Regions from separate parts of the Homo sapiens genome. Here region 1 is linked to region 2. Evidence: read pairs that join two places in POLR2A ChIA-PET (ENCODE). Cell type or tissue: Panc1. All regions are shown on one strand. Each heading gives the region's core, and the rest is flanking DNA. Links, peaks and the distances in the headings are about the cores only. Region 1 overlaps RRM1 (ribonucleotide reductase catalytic subunit M1). Region 2 holds the start of RHOG (ras homolog family member G).

What was found. Peaks named below come from ENCODE experiments on the same cell type or tissue, not always from the same donor. Only the 100,000 strongest peaks of a DNase experiment are listed, where the experiment ranks them.
Region 1: POLR2A ChIA-PET joins it to region 2 with 19 read pairs; 14 of 35 experiments call an interaction of 5 or more read pairs at or near these places.

Annotation. Positions count from the first base shown.
Region 1 is chr11:4,104,474-4,112,126 of GRCh38, forward strand. RRM1 (ribonucleotide reductase catalytic subunit M1) reads left to right here. Exons shown (of 19, transcript NM_001033.5): 3 at 1,573-1,750; 4 at 2,962-3,062; 5 at 5,171-5,230; 6 at 7,128-7,167; 7 at 7,427-7,589. Among named protein-coding and RNA genes, the nearest start is that of RRM1, 14 kb to the left of the region's middle. In Panc1, for the core only: no CTCF peak of the experiment used is centred there; no DNase peak of the experiment used is centred there.
Region 2 is chr11:3,838,922-3,846,574 of GRCh38, forward strand. It overlaps RHOG (ras homolog family member G), which reads right to left and starts at 2,038. Exons shown (of 2, transcript NM_001665.4): 1 at 1,973-2,038. RefSeq lists an enhancer at 179-378 and silencers at 1,779-2,168, 2,219-2,268, 2,619-2,888, 2,929-2,978. In Panc1, for the core only: a CTCF peak has its summit at 2,808 (motif pointing left); DNase peaks (open chromatin) are centred at 2,348, 2,550 and 2,870; H3K4me3 peaks cover 2,492 bases; H3K27ac peaks cover 2,215 bases.

The sequences.
Region 1 (7,653 bases), core at 1,844-6,843, 270 kb after region 2:
CTTAAAAATGTATGCTAATACCCTGTGCATTACCTGTCTTAAAAACTGGAACTTATAATGTGGCCTTGAAAACAGTGAAATGCAGTGAGGTTTAATGGGATTGGGGCCAGAAGACTTGTATAATAATATAACCTTGGGCAAGTCTCAGTAACCTGAGCCTCAGGTTCTTCATGTAAAATAGGTATAGTAATAATCATCTCACAAAGTGATTGTGAAATGTCAGAGATTATCAAAGTTGATAATTACTTATCAACTTTGGTTGAGAATCATTTGAACCTCGGGGGCGGAGGTTGCACTTTGTAATTTGTGAAGTGCTAAAGAAAGTTGTCATTAAATTATCATAATTCAGCCCCAGACCTAATTTATACTTCTGTCTCCTTTAATTGGCCTGATTAAAGTTTGATTCATTTGCTTTTCTGTACTTACCTTATGTGGAATTTGGGAAAAGTAAGTATGGAGCTGGAGCCCTGATCACTTAGGGAGAATCTGAATGAAAAATGGGGAAACCCTTATATAGAATCAGTCTGTTGGGAGAATTTGAATGAAAAATAGGGAAATATAGAATCATTAGTATGTTTTCAGCTATTTCCCTGTGAGACTAATCGATTTAAAGGCTATACTTAGATTTTTTTTAATGACACTTTCATTTTATATGTAGTATACATTTTCTGATAGTTCTGCTGGATTATGCATTCTCATTACTAAGTTTCCCACTGCCCACCATTCTGAAAGATAAATTTTCAGAGAAGTAAGTTGTCTTGTTCTTTGTTTGAGACAGGGTCTCATTGTGTCGCCCAGGCTGGAGTGCAGTGCCATGATCATAGATAGCTCAGTGCAGTCTTGACTTCCTCAGCACAAGCAATCCTCCCACCTCAGCTTACCCTGTAGCTGCAACCACAGTCACTTACCACCATGACTGGCTAATTTTTTTATTTTTAGTAGGGATGGGGTCTCATTATATTGCTCAGGTTTGTCCCAAACTCCTGGGCTCAAGCGAGCCTCCTACCTTGGCGTCCCAAAGTGTTGGGATTACAGGTGTGAGCCACTGTGCCCAACCTGTCGTTTTTATTGTGATGTGAATTTGATTGTTTTCTTTTTTCTTTCCTTTTTTTTTTTTTTTTTTTTGAGACAGGGTCTCACTCTGCCACCCAGGCTGGAGTGCAGTGGCATAATCACAGCTCATTGCAGCCTCAGCTTCCCGAGTAGCTGGGATCACAGGTGTGTACCACCACACCCAGCTAATTTTTTTTATTATCTGTGGAGATTGGGGGCGGGGCAGGGTGGTCTTCCTAGCTTGCCCAGGCTGGTCTCGAACTCCTGGACTCAAGCCATTCTCCCACATTGGCTTCCCAAAGTGCTGTGATTATGGGTGTGAGCCACAACGCCTGGCTTTTTTTTTTAATAGTGTCGTGAACTGCTAAGCTTAAGTGATCTCCTCACCTCAGCCACTGAGTAGCTGGGACTATAGGCATGTACTACCACACCTGGCCATGATGGTTTTCTTAATTACTCTTTTAAGGAAGCTATTGTTTCTTGGGAAAGCTCAAGTAATTCTTGGTTTTATTTTTGTAGGCTCAGATCACCATGAAAGTAATCCAAGGCTTGTACAGTGGGGTCACCACAGTGGAACTAGATACTTTGGCTGCTGAAACAGCTGCAACCTTGACTACTAAGCACCCTGACTATGCTATCCTGGCAGCCAGGATCGCTGTCTCTAACTTGCACAAAGAAACAAAGAAAGTGTTCAGTGGTAAGTCTGGGGTGAAAAAGTAAAAATTTAGTACTCTCAGAAAAGTAATAAGGGTACTAGAAATAAATCTTGACTGTTTAAAGAAGCAAATATGGCTAGATGGGGTGGCTTACACCTCGAATCCCAGCAATTTGGGAGGCCAAGGCAGGCAAATCGCTTGAGTCCAGGAGTTTGAGACCAGCCTGGGCAATGTGGCGAAACCCCATCTCTACGTTTTAAGAAAAATCTAAAATTATAAAATAGACTAGGTGCAGTGGCTCACGCCTGTAATCCCAGTGCTTTGGGAGGCTGAGGCAGGTGGATCGCTGAGGTCAGGAGTTTGAGACCAGCCTGGCCAACATGGCGAAACCCTTTCTCTACTAAAAATACAAAAAATTAGCTGGGCGTGGTGGTGGGGGCCTGTAATCCCAGCTACTGGGGAGGCTGAGGCAGGAGAATTGCTTGAACCCGGGAGGCGGAGGTTGCAGTGAGCTGAGACTGTGCCACTGCACTCCTGCCTGGGCAACAGAGTGAGACTCCGTCTCATAAATAAATAAATAAATAAATAAATAGCAAATATGTAAATTAGTGGGAAAGAGCAGACTACAATTTCGTATTTCTCCATGCTGCCTATCTGCTGCATAAAAAGGTTGATGGATCTTTGTTCTTTTTTTCATTTTCTCTTTTTAAAATTTTTTTATTTTTTTTGAGATAAAGTTTTGCTCTTATCGCCTAGGCTGGAGTGCAATGGTGTGATTTCGGCTCACTGCAACCTCCGCCTCCCGGGTTCAAGTGATTCTCCTGCCTCAGCCTCCCGAGTAGTTGGGACTACAGGCTCCCATCACCACGCCCGGCTAATTTTTTGTATTTTTAGTAGAGACGGGTTTCACCGTGTTAGCCAGGATGGTCTCAATCTCCTGACCTCGTGATCCACCCGCCTCGGCCTCCCAAAGTCCTGGGATTACAGGCGTGAGCCACCGCGCCCGGCCCAGGAATCTATTTTAAACTACAAGAACTTATAATCACTTTAACTCTAGAAGATTGTTTCCTTAAATGAGGCATTACATATTTCTTCAACATATATGTGTTTATTGAGCACTTTATATGCTAGGCATTGAGGTGGGTTGAGATGACAAAAAGGGTTGAGAACCACTGTTTTCAACTATTACCTAAAGATTGAATTAGCTGTTAAGTGGTCTTGATATATTTTCATTTTTTGTTGTATTTTTTAGATGTGATGGAAGACCTCTATAACTACATAAATCCACATAATGGCAAACACTCTCCCATGGTGGCCAAGTCAACATTGGATATTGTTCTGGCCAATAAAGATGTATGTATAACACTTATCTGGTGGAAATTTTTTGAGAGTCTTTTTTAATAATGCACACATTTTAGAAAATTTAAACACTGCAAAAGATACAGGTAAATACTAATTCTGTTTCCTACCCTGATTCCTGATTTTCCTCTCTAGAAACAACTTTATCATTTTAAAATGTATTTTTCCAGAGCTATTTTGTACATACGTGTGTGCATACATGTGTATGTGTGTACATACATATTTTTCTTCTCAGTGGTACTGTACTGTGCATACAGTTTTCATTGATACTTTCTTCACTTGTAAGTATATCTTGTTTGTTCTATATCAGCCTTTATGAATTTACCCTTTTTTATAACAGTTGTATAACGTTCCATTTTGTAGATATATTGTCATTGTATGTATGTGTAAGAATTCCTTTAGTGATCAATATTTGTTTTTCATCTTTTCACTGCAGTGAATATTCTTGTATGGTAGGTGTTTTGCTCATAGATGAATATATCTGTAAGATAAATCCCTTCAGTAGAATTGCTGAGCCAATGTGTATATGAATTCAAAATTTTGATAGGCATTGCCAAACTGACTCCCAAAAAGGTTGCTCAGGTAAAATTTTACAAGCTCATGCTCAGCAACTTAAAAATTATCCACTTGTGTTTGAACCTGTTTCTTAACTAGATGCCAGAGGACAGAAGGGAAAAGATGTAGCCTAGCCAGCCCTTTTACACACAGGATTTATTTACCGTGTATATCTGGACAGATTAGAGACCAGTTTTAACTTTAGGTAATATAATGATTAGGCCGGGCGCGGTAGCTCACGCCTGTAATCCCAGCACTTTGAGAGGCTGAGGCGGGTGGATCACGGGGTCAGGAGATCCAGACCATCCTGGCTAACACGGTGAAACCCCGTCTCTACTAAAAATACAAAAAATTAGCCAGGTGTGGGAGCTGGTGCCTGTAGTCCCAGCTACTCAGGAGGCTGAGGCTAGAGAATGGCGTGAACCCGGGAGGCGGAGCTTGCAGTGAGCCGAGATTGGGCCACTGCACTCCAGCCTGGGCAACAGAGTGAGACTCAGTCTCAAAAAAAAAAAAAAAAAAAAAGAATGATTAATTGACTATCTCTCTAAACATGTATCTGATGTTAAAGAGACTAGGAGAAAACTGAGTTGTTTGTGTGTTGTTAATTTGTGTAATCTCGAAGACAAGTTGAAGACAAAAATACAGCAGCAGCAACAGCAAAACCTGTGTCTAAAAATATACCTATTGATAGTCAAGTATTTCAGTTCTCTAATATTCACACTGGGCCCATACCTGCCTTTGGCAACAAAGATGACCTTAAAATTTTAAGAGAAAAGGAAAGCAAGCTTTCGTATAGGTTTTTCTAGTCCTTAGATATGGATCATTATGTAGAAACACTGTCAGTATTTTGAAAACCTGGCTCCTTTTTTTTCTCTCCAAAATGATTATTTGTACGTTATTGCTTTTATTTTCCTCTGAATGACTTTGTAGCCTACAAAAACTCTGTAACAAGGACCAGTTATGCTCTAAAATCTTACTGTTACAATAGTTCTTTGTTGGAAACTTGTTAAAGGACTATAGATTTTGAAGAGCCTCAGAATTAACATAAGCCTGCTTCCTGTCATTGTTTATTATATATACTGTTATATACAGTTTGAAGTAGGCTAGCTTTTAAAATAAATATATATATATATTAGTAAATATGTGGTACCAATACTTTTGGATTAATAGCCAATCTAAAAACATGTTTAAGGATGATAATATAGTCCCATTTATGCTCATGTTTTTTCCCTCTTTCAAAACATACTATAAACATAATAGTAAAAGTTTGGAAAATCACATTTAATCTCACAACATATATTTATGTATTATCTTCTAGTGTTTTCATATACATGTTTTTAAACCTAATTAGGATACTTAATTTATATGTATTGTTTCTTTTTTTTAGAATGTTAGATGGACTTCTATTCTACAGTAATAATGCTTAGTGTTATCTCATTGTATCCTGTGTTGATTTTAGTTCTGGAGTCAGGGCCGAGAGATAAGAGATTTTGTGAAAATAAGTAATTATTTTAATTTAATTATGGGTTCTTTTTCACCCCTATCAGCGCCTGAATTCTGCTATTATCTATGACCGAGATTTCTCTTACAATTACTTCGGCTTTAAGGTAAATAATGGGTTTCAAGTATGTGGGAATTTATACTTAAATCATGAAATAAAGGATTTTGTTTATGTTTTGGTGACAGTTATCAAGGCCATAAGTTGTTTGGAGTTGAGATGGACCTGGGGAATTAGTGGGGTTAAGGTAGCAGTGGTGGTTTGAATTAAGGCAAAGGTAGCTTATCTATTTGCAGTTTTTGAATTTTCCACATATTACTTCTGGATTACCTGAGGAGTTATGCAGATAAATTACCATAAGTATTTCATAACATTCTAAGTATTTTTGCGTTGATAGGCAGTATAGTATAGTGTAGTGACTGAGAACATGAATGTCAGTGTCCACCTGAATTCCAGTCTCTGCTCTATTTCTTATTAGCAAGTTATTTAATCTCTCTGTGCTTGTTTCCTCCATTTTAGAATGGGGAGAATATAAAATTTCAACAACAAATTTAATTAAAAAAAAATTTTTTTTTTGAGTCTGTGTCTCACTGTGTTGACTAGGCTGGAGTGCAGTGGCGCGATCTTGGCTCACTTCAACCTCTGTCTCCTGAGTATAAGCAGTTCTCCTGCCTCAGCCTCCTGAGTGACTGGGACTACAGGCACACACCACCATGCCCAGCTAATGTTTGTATTTTTAGTAGAGACGGAGTTTCACCATGTTGGCCAGTCTGGTCTTGAACTCCTGACCTCAGGTGATCCACCCACCTTGGCCTCCCAAAGTCCTGGGATTACAGGCATGAGCCACTGCGGCCAATTTAGTTTAAATTTCAATTTAAAGTGCCTATAACAGGCTGGGCATGGTGGCTTACGCCTGTAATCCCAGCACTTTAGGAAGCCGAGGCGGGCTGATCACTCGAGGTCAGGAGTTCGAGACCAGCCTGGGCCACGTGGCGAAATGCCTTCTCTACTAAAAAATACAAAAATTAGCTGGGCATGGTGGTGCATGCCTGTAATTCCAGCTACTTGGGGGGCTGAGGCAGGAGAACTGCTTATACTCAGGAGACGGAGGTTGCAGTGAGCCAAGATCGTGGCACTGCACTCCAGCCTGGGTGACAGAGTGAGACTCTGTCTCAAAAAAAAAAAAAAAAAAAAGTGCCTGTAACAGACCAGGCACTGCTCTAAACAACATATACACTCATTTAATCCGCTGAGGAATCCCTGATGTATATGTTGCTCATTTAATCCCCATGAGGAGTCTTCAGGGGATTAAATGAGTGTAACGAGTGTATATGTTGCTTAGATCCGTGCCTAGTCTGTTACAGGCGCTTTTTAAGTGTTAGCTGTTGTGAAGTTGATGATGATGATGAATACTACAACTTCTGTTAATGTGTGTAGAGCTGGCTTTTTCCAGAAATTTTCATGCAGTCTCTGCCGAAACAAAAGTGCCAGTGAGGAGGCTGAGATGGGAGGATTCCTTGAGCTTAGGAGTTTGACACCAGCCTGGGCAACACAGGGAGACCATGTCTCTACAAAACGTTTTAAAAAGTTTTTTTTAAAAAAAGTGCCAATGATAATTCTGGCTAACATGACGAAACCCTGTCTCTACTAAAAATAGAAAAAAAAAATTAGCTGGGCCTGGTGGTGGGCGCCTGTAGTCCCAGCTACTCGGTAGCCTGAGGCAGGAGAATGGCATGAACCCGGGAGGCAGAGCTTGCAGTGAGCTGAGATTGCGCCACTGCACCCCAGCCTGGGCGACAGAGCGAGACTCTGTCTCAAAAAAAAAAAAAAAAGTGCCAATGATAATGTTCCAGATGAAGCTAGGAAGAGTAAATGTGCTATTCTTTTCATTTGAAATTTTATAGAAACGGCGAAGATTTAAAGAGATTGCCTTATTGTGGATGATATATCCACTGCGTCTTTAAAAACGGTGCTCTGAAAATTTTTTGTTGTTTCTCTCTTTCTAGACGCTAGAGCGGTCTTATTTGTTGAAGATCAATGGAAAAGGTGAGAAATGAACATGTTTGTCTGTTACATTTTCTACTCATTATATTGAATGTATAGCTTTGAGCTATAAGTCTTAATATTCTTGCTTAGACTCTAGATAACATTTTGGACTTTAGGTTTAGTTTGTGGATAATTGTCCTGTTTATTAGTATAAAGTTTTTCTAGTTTCCTTTTGGTGTCCTTTTCTGAAATTCAAATACGTATCTCAACCTACTTTTTCTGACGTCTCATCATGTGAAAACTCCTCTTTTGTCTATAGTGGCTGAAAGACCACAACATATGTTGATGAGAGTATCTGTTGGGATCCACAAAGAAGACATTGATGCAGCAATTGAAACATATAATCTTCTTTCTGAGAGGTGGTTTACTCATGCTTCGCCCACTCTCTTCAATGCTGGTACCAACCGCCCACAACTTTCTAGGTAGGTGTTTTGAGTAGGGAAATACGCCTTGACCTGAAGAAACTGGGCAGTTAGTTCATCACAT
Region 2 (7,653 bases), core at 623-5,622:
GGATGCCTGAAGGCAGAGGGGTCAGTAGAACTCCAGAGGGCTTCCTGGTCACTAAGGCCCTGATGCAGATCAGGGCATGCGGGTACCCAGCCTAGGCAGGCCCCAGAAGGTAGCAGGAAAGGAGCAGACACTTTTGCCTCCGCCGCTTCTTAAGTCCGAAGTTAGACCAGCTGCAGTCTTTCCTCCAGAATCCTGCATTTGCCTCCTCCCTTTATTTCCATCACACCCAAGCTGGTCCCATTCTTTCCACCAGGTGATGCTGGAACTAGTAGGTAATGGAGTCAGGGACCTTCAGGCTGTCTTCCGGCTTCTAGGCCTGGCCTCTTGGTCAAGCACCACGGGTTGGGGTGATTTTGATTTCCCACGGCCTCTCTTACAAGTCTTATTCCTGTGTCACCCTACCCTGACTGCTACAAACGGCTTCCTCCTGCCTAACCACAACCTCACTCACTGCAGGTTCCCTTCATTCTGCTGGCTTCCCTTGCTCTGGGCCCTCTCAAGGCTGAGGGCAGTTATTTTGTCTGTAAGAGATAAAGATGTAGTCACACAGACACGCGCGCGCGAACACACACACACACACACACACACACACACACACACACAGGCTTTCCATCTCTTTAATCCATCTCTAAGAGATGAAGATGTAGATACACAGACACGCGCGTGCGAACACACACGCAAACACACACACACACACACACACACACAGGCTTTCCAGCTCTTTAATCCGTCTCTATCACTGGGAGGCTGCAGACTGCCTCTCCAAGCTAGGGAGGTTTGAAAAGACTCTAGAACTCACTAAGTCTTCAACAACTGATTCCAAAGCTGGAGATAAGTGGGTGGGAGGGAAGGATACAGAGAGGGTGACAGGCTGAGGGTTCAAAAGGAATGAGGGGTGATGGAAGAAACCAGGAGGTGCATGTGTGTGGGTGCCAGAGCTGGGAAGGGAAGGGATGGGGCAGGTTGCAGAGGACCAAGACGAACATGGGGCAGGGTAGGTGAAGACAGGTCAAGGCCTAGGTATGACCGTATGTTTGGAGGAAAAGAGACTGGAAGGGATGAGAAGAGAGTGATGGCGGATTTGTGGGTAGAAACTAAAGAAGGTGTGGAGGGAGACGACAGGAGCATGTGTATAATTCAGGGACTAAGAATGAAGAGGAACACTAGGAGATGGTTCTCAATTGTCCCCAAAAGACACAACAAAAACTTGTCAGGGACTATCAGTACCTCTGAATGAGAGTCCTTCCACTTCCAGTTACAGGGCAAGACCAAGTTACTCCCAAAAGAGCAAGGCCAGGCTCTGGTCAGCTAGGAACAGCGTCTGCTCACTAAATACCTACTGCTTGGCTCCAGGTAAGGTCGGGACTCAGGAAAACAGACATACAGACAACGACTGGGGTCGGCGGGGCTCCCCCACCCAACCCGGGTCCTCCTGAGTGCAGAGGGCCTTGGGGCTGCAGACCGAGTGTGGGTCTGTATTAGCATCCATCTGACAGGGAGAGAGCTTTCGGAGGCCCCAGACACCGCCCCTCTCACCCCAAGTGTCACAACTGCCAGAGCAGAGGGAGCGCCTTTTCCAGCCCAGAAGCCCTCTCCCCTCACGCACTTCTCAACACCCCCCCCACCAACTTCTGAGGACACCCCACCTGCGTCCGATCTCCCAGCTCTGAGCTCTTCCACTTCAGAGACACTTATCTTGGAGCCCGGGACCCTCCGACCTCAGGGGTCCCTCTCGGCTCCCTAGAGGCGGTACAGCCGCCGGGAAGCCACCCTCGCCGAGCCTCCGCCGGCTCGCAGTGGCCCCGTTCCCGCCCCGCCCGGCCGGCCGCGCCCGCCCTACTTGGACTGAACCGAGAAGCTCCCGCCCGCGGCCTCCGCCAGCAAACTCATGAGCCGGCGCCCGCGCCGAGTCCTGGGCCGGCCGGGCTCTCCTCCCCCGGACCCCTACCCGCCAGCCCCGGCCGGGCCTCACCTGGTGCCCTCCCCGAGGCGGGGGAGCTGGGGGCGGCGGCAGCGGCTCCGGGCTCGAGAAGGAAGTGAGAGCGGGAGGCCGGAGGAAGTGGGGGGGGCGGGCCGGCGAGGCGGGGCGGGCCGGGGCGGGGCCCGACCAGGAAGTCCGAGGGCCGATCTCCCCCTCTCCAGCCCCGGCCCGCCCCCAGCCTCGCCCCCGGCCCAGTCCCGGGCTTGCCACGTTCCCCTCCCAGTCCGCTGCCCCTGCGGTCAGTAAGTCAGGCCTCCCAAGGTCAAGTCTCTCCGCCTCCTCCTGGCCACCCTACCCCTGGAGGCCCTACCCTGGGCGCTAGGCGTTCGTCCTCTTCCCCCCATCCCGCCCCCACCAGCCTCCGCGGGAAGATGCTGAGAAAGGCGCCCCTGGGCCTGGTCCCTTCAGTCAACCCCAGGGATAGAGTGGTGGCCGAGGCTGGGGCAGTCCCCGCCCCTGCCCTGAGCCCCGGGGGAGTGCGAGGTGGTGGTGATTCAGCAGTGGGAAGGCCCCAGACCCCTGGGGAGGGTGGGGAGACTCGGGGGGAAGAGGAGCTGGCGTCAGCACCCAAGGGAAAGACAAGATCAGCAGAGGCGCAGGCGGAGCCGCGGGCCCCAAAAACAGGATGTCGAGTCGTCATTCAGCACCGTGCAGCCCTGCGAGGCCTGGCTCTGGGGAGGGGGCGGGGCGGACGGAGGACTTGGGGCTTCCCTCGCCCCCTCGCCCCCTGTTCTGCTGGGGCGCGCAGCTGCTTGGGGCTGAAGAGCCGCACCCAGGCCTGAGGTCCAGCTTGGGCCCCGGCGACCCGCGGGTGGGCGGGCTCATGGGCGCCCTCTGGTGCTTCGCTCCCTGGCTTTGCGCTCGGAGCTTTGACTTGAGAATCCATATCCTTCGTTCAGCACAAAGTTTCTGAGCGCCTACCACGTGGAGAGAGCTAAGTGCTAGGTGCTGTGAAGAAACACAGCGTTTAAGACAGGATCCCTGTCTTCCAGAAGCTTTTCAAATAAACGGATTGATTCCAGGAATAAATAGCTTAACCTTTCTGAGCCTCAAATCTGTCTTTGGTAAAATAGAATAATTATATTTCACCCCGTAGTTTTGAAGATAACATGAGAATGGGTGTAAAAGACCTGTTGTCAATGCGTATCTCAAACACTAAACAAATATCTTTTAAAAATATCATACCCTAAGAGTCTGGCGCGGTGGCGTCTGCCTGTAATTACAGAGATGGTGAAACCTTGTCTCTATAAACACAAACACACACATATTTTTTGACAGTCTCACGATGTCACCCAGGCTGGGGTGCAGTGGCACGATCTCGGCTCACTGCAATCTCTGCCTCCCAGGTTCATGCAGTTATCCTGCCTCAGTCTCTCGAGTAGCTGGGGTTACAGGTGCATGTCACCACACCCGGCTAATTTTCGTATTTCTAGTAGGGACGGGGTTTCACCCTGTTGGCCACGCTGGTCTCGAACTACTGATCTCAGTTGATCCACCTGCCTTGGCCTCCCAAAGTGCTGAGATTACAGGCGTCAGCCACCACACCCAGCCTACTTATATTTTTAAAAAAATAAATAGGAACCACGTAAGTAATTTAAAACTGTCTATTAATGACATTTCAAAAAAAGTAAAAAGAAACGAAATGAATTTTAACTATATTTGACTTAGCCATAGCCAAAGTATTATCTTTTTTTTTTTTTTTTTTTTTTTTTTGGAGATGGAGTCTCGCTCTGTCACCAGGCTGGACTGCAGTGGCGCGGTCTCTGCTCACTGCAACCTCCGCCTCCTGGGTTCAAATGATTCTCCTGCCTCAGTCTCCCAAGTAGCTGGGATTACAGGCACGTGCCACCATGCCTGGCTTATATTTGTATTTTTAATGGAGATAGGATTTCACCATGTTGGCCAGGCTGGTCTTGAACTCCTCACCTCGTGATCTGCCCGCCTCAACCTCCCAAAGTGCTGGGATTACAGGCATGAGCCACTGCGCCCGGCCTCAAAATATTATCTTTTAGCATGGTAATCAACATAAAAATTACTGGTTATAAAAATTAACTGGATATTTTGCATTCTTTTCTTGTACCAAGTCTTTGAAATGCGGTGTGTATTTTATACTTACAATTTGTCTCAATTTGGCTGGAAACATTTCAAGTGGTCAATAGCATGTGTAGCTGGTGGCTACTGTATCATCCTCAAAAACAGAGGCTTTATCAGATTCAGGCTGGTGAATGACTGTGTGGATGAAGTCTTTCTCAAAGATCCTTCTCTAGAAGCCTCCCCTGACCTGCCAGGCAGTGTTTGGGTCTCTTGTCTCCTCTTCGGTCTGGTCCCTGTAGCCCTTCAGACAAACTCCTCTTTGTGGAGGACATGAGAGCAGGAGGCACAAGGGGAAATTCTCATTCCCATCCATACACCATTGGGACCACTTGACATTGGGGTGCTTGGTATTTCATGAATAAAGAAAGGATTGTGAGCCCCAGAAATGACAGGGTTCAGAGGAACACCATACGCTAAAGCAGCTTCTATGACGCCATTAAAGATTATGTCCCAGCACAAAAGTTTTTTCTGGTTTGTTTGTTGTTTTTTTTTAGATGGGACTCTCACTATGTTGCCTAGGCTGTCCTGGAACTCCTGGGCTCGAGTCATCCTCCCACCTCAGCCTTTCAAGTAGCTAGGACTACAGGCACACACCACCACATCCAGCTCCAGAAGAAATGTTTCTGATATGTGTTCCTAGAATTCCCTTCCCAGGACTTAAGAACAGGAAAAACAGTGGAGCTATGGACTCTCTCCCCTTCAACCAGAGAAGGTTTGCTTTTTATCTGATTTATTTACTAGTATTCTGCATAGAGAGTTTAATTTTGTTTTTAAGTTTCCTGCAAAAAATATTTGAAAATCAATTTAAGGACATAGTGATAAGAGTAGGGAGCACATTAGGTGCTGCAGATTGAAAGACTGGATTGGCAGCCTGGGATCAGATTGCATTTCCTGAGCCTGTAAGTGTCTTGGGCTTGCCTAGCCCTGGTTTAGGAGGGAGAACCTGATCCAGCCTCAAAGATCTCATGGTCTGATGAAGTATAGGACTTTGCATATGAAGCTATCAGAAGAGGAGGAAAAAGTCCAAGGCTGGGCTTTAGAAAACCTTCAAGTCTGGCCTGGCACAATGGCTCACGCCTGTAATCTTAGCACTTTGGGAGGCTGAGGCAGGCGGATCATGGGGTCAGAAGATCGAGACTATCCTGGCCAACATGGTGAAACCCCGTCTCTACTAAAAATACAAAAATTAGCTGGGTGTGATGGTGCATGGCTGTAACCCCAGCTACTCGGGAGGCTGAGGCAGGAGAATCACTTGAACCTAGGAGGCGGAGGTTGCAGTGAGCCGAAATCGCGCCACTGCACTTCAGCTTGGCGACGGAGCGAGACTCCATCTCAAAAAACAAAAAACAAAAAAAAAAAAACCACAAACAAACTTGAAGTCTGTCTTGGCTCAGACAGACAGATTGAGATTTTAGGCTAGGCCCCACCCTTCTCTGTCTCAAACTCTTCCACTGGAAAACAGAGGTTGAACTAGATGATACCTTTGAGCTCTCATCTTCTATGATACACTCTTCAGAATAATAATTAAGGTTTATGCATATAGCATGTTGCTCATAGTTCTTTAATACCATTTAGGTCATCATGCTTTGTGCTCTAGTAAATTGCATCTGTGCCTAATATCTGTCTCCCCCACTGACTATAAGTCCTTTGAGGTTGCGTCTGATTCATTTCTGTGTCCACCCACTGGGCCTGACAGAGGCAGGCCTGAGCACACATTTGCCTTCACTAAACATCCATAATGTTAAATTGCTTTAATAAAGTACTAATATGTGTAGAACAATCAGACTCCAGGTAACTTGGAAACACTTTTGTGGCACAGGTATGGGAAGGGCCAGAGGAAAGGGAAGCAGGTGGACAGGTGGAGCTGTCCGTAAAGGCTTCTTGAAGGAGGAGAAATGCTGACTTGAAGAGGGTAGGAAGAGGGCACAATCCCAAATGGGCTGTTTCTTTTTTCTACTCTCTCACTAGCTTTCCCTGAATAGGTGAGTTCTTGGTAGGTGGTGTGCATGTATGCTTACAAGCAGCTGAGAGACAAGGACATTGAACCTGGACATTTAGAAGTGAGATAATATGAAAGCACTTGGTGGGGTAGAATAGAGATCACAGACAGGTTTTGGAGACAGATTAGGATGGTTGTAACACAGTATGGCCTTTGATTAGTCATATGAGATCTCCCATATTCATAAATATTCAATGTATATTTATTGAAAATCTTCTTGGTGCCAGACATAGTGTTACATGCCAATCATGAAGTAGAGAAAACTGCCCTGATATAACTGGTAAGGGAGATAGACCTTAAACAGGTAATCATACAAAAGTAGAGTGCTGCTGGGCATGGTGGTGTTTGTCTCCAGTTCTAGTTCCTCAGGGGGATAAGGCAGGAAGATTGCTTGAGCCCAAGAGTTTCAGACCAGCCTGGGCAACATAGCAAGAACATTTCTCCAGAAAAAAAAGTACAGAATACTGTAAGAGCATATAACAGAGCCAACTTCTCAGTCTTAGTTTCATTTTAAAATGGGAATGGCTGGGCGTGGTGGCTCATGCCTCTATTCCTAGCACTTTGAGAGGCCAAGGTGGGACAATCACTTGAGCCCAGGAATTTGTAACCAGCCTAGGCAATCATAGCAAGACCCCATCTGCATACACACACAAAAATTAGCTGGGCATAGTGGCACATGCCTGTAGTCCCAGTTACTTGCTAGGCTGAGGTGGGAGGATCACTTGAGTCTAGGTGTTTGAGGTTGCAGAGAGCTATGATCATGCCACTGCACTACAGTCTGGGTGACAGAGTGAGATCCTGTCTCTAAAAACTAACAAATAAAAAACAATAAAATGGGACTGGCAAGTGCTGCATGAGATTGTGAGTATTAAACGACATAATGCATGTGGAGCCCTCGTAAATTGCCCTAGGGTACAGCAAATAAACATTAGTTAATTTCTCCACACTCCCTTGATGTTTTCAGGTATCCCCCCGCCCTTGGTTAATTCTTCCCTCTCTCTCAATGTCAAAATGCTAAAGCTGACTAGTTTCCCTGAGAGAGGAGGGGACAGAGAGTGAGAGGAGAAAGGCCCTGAACTGATCTCACCAGTGCCCTGAGGATTCCAAAGGGGTCTTCCCAGCCTATTCCTCACTGAACTCCAGCTCCAGGAGCTCACCAGTGATCCACAGGGGTCTTGGCTTAGCCCCAGTCCCAGCCCCTTTAGGTTACCCTTAAATCTGAATTCTCTTTTGCCTCTGCTGTGGCTCCAGGGGACTCAGCCTTCTTGGGGCTCCTCTTGATCCTTTGGTCTTCCCTCTCTCAGCCAGCCTCAGGAGTAGAACACAGTTTCCTCTTCATTATTTCTTTTTTTTTTTTGAGACAGAGTCACCCAGGCTGGAGTGCTGTGGCACGATCTCTGCTCACTGCAACCTCTGCCTCCTAGATTCAAGCAATTCTCCTGCCTCAGCCTCCTGATTAGCTGGAATTACAGGCATGCACCACCACGCCCAGCTAACTTTTTCTATTTTTAGTAGAGACAGGGTTTCACCATGTTGGCCAGGCTGGTCTCGAACTCCCGACCTCAGGTGATCCGCCCAC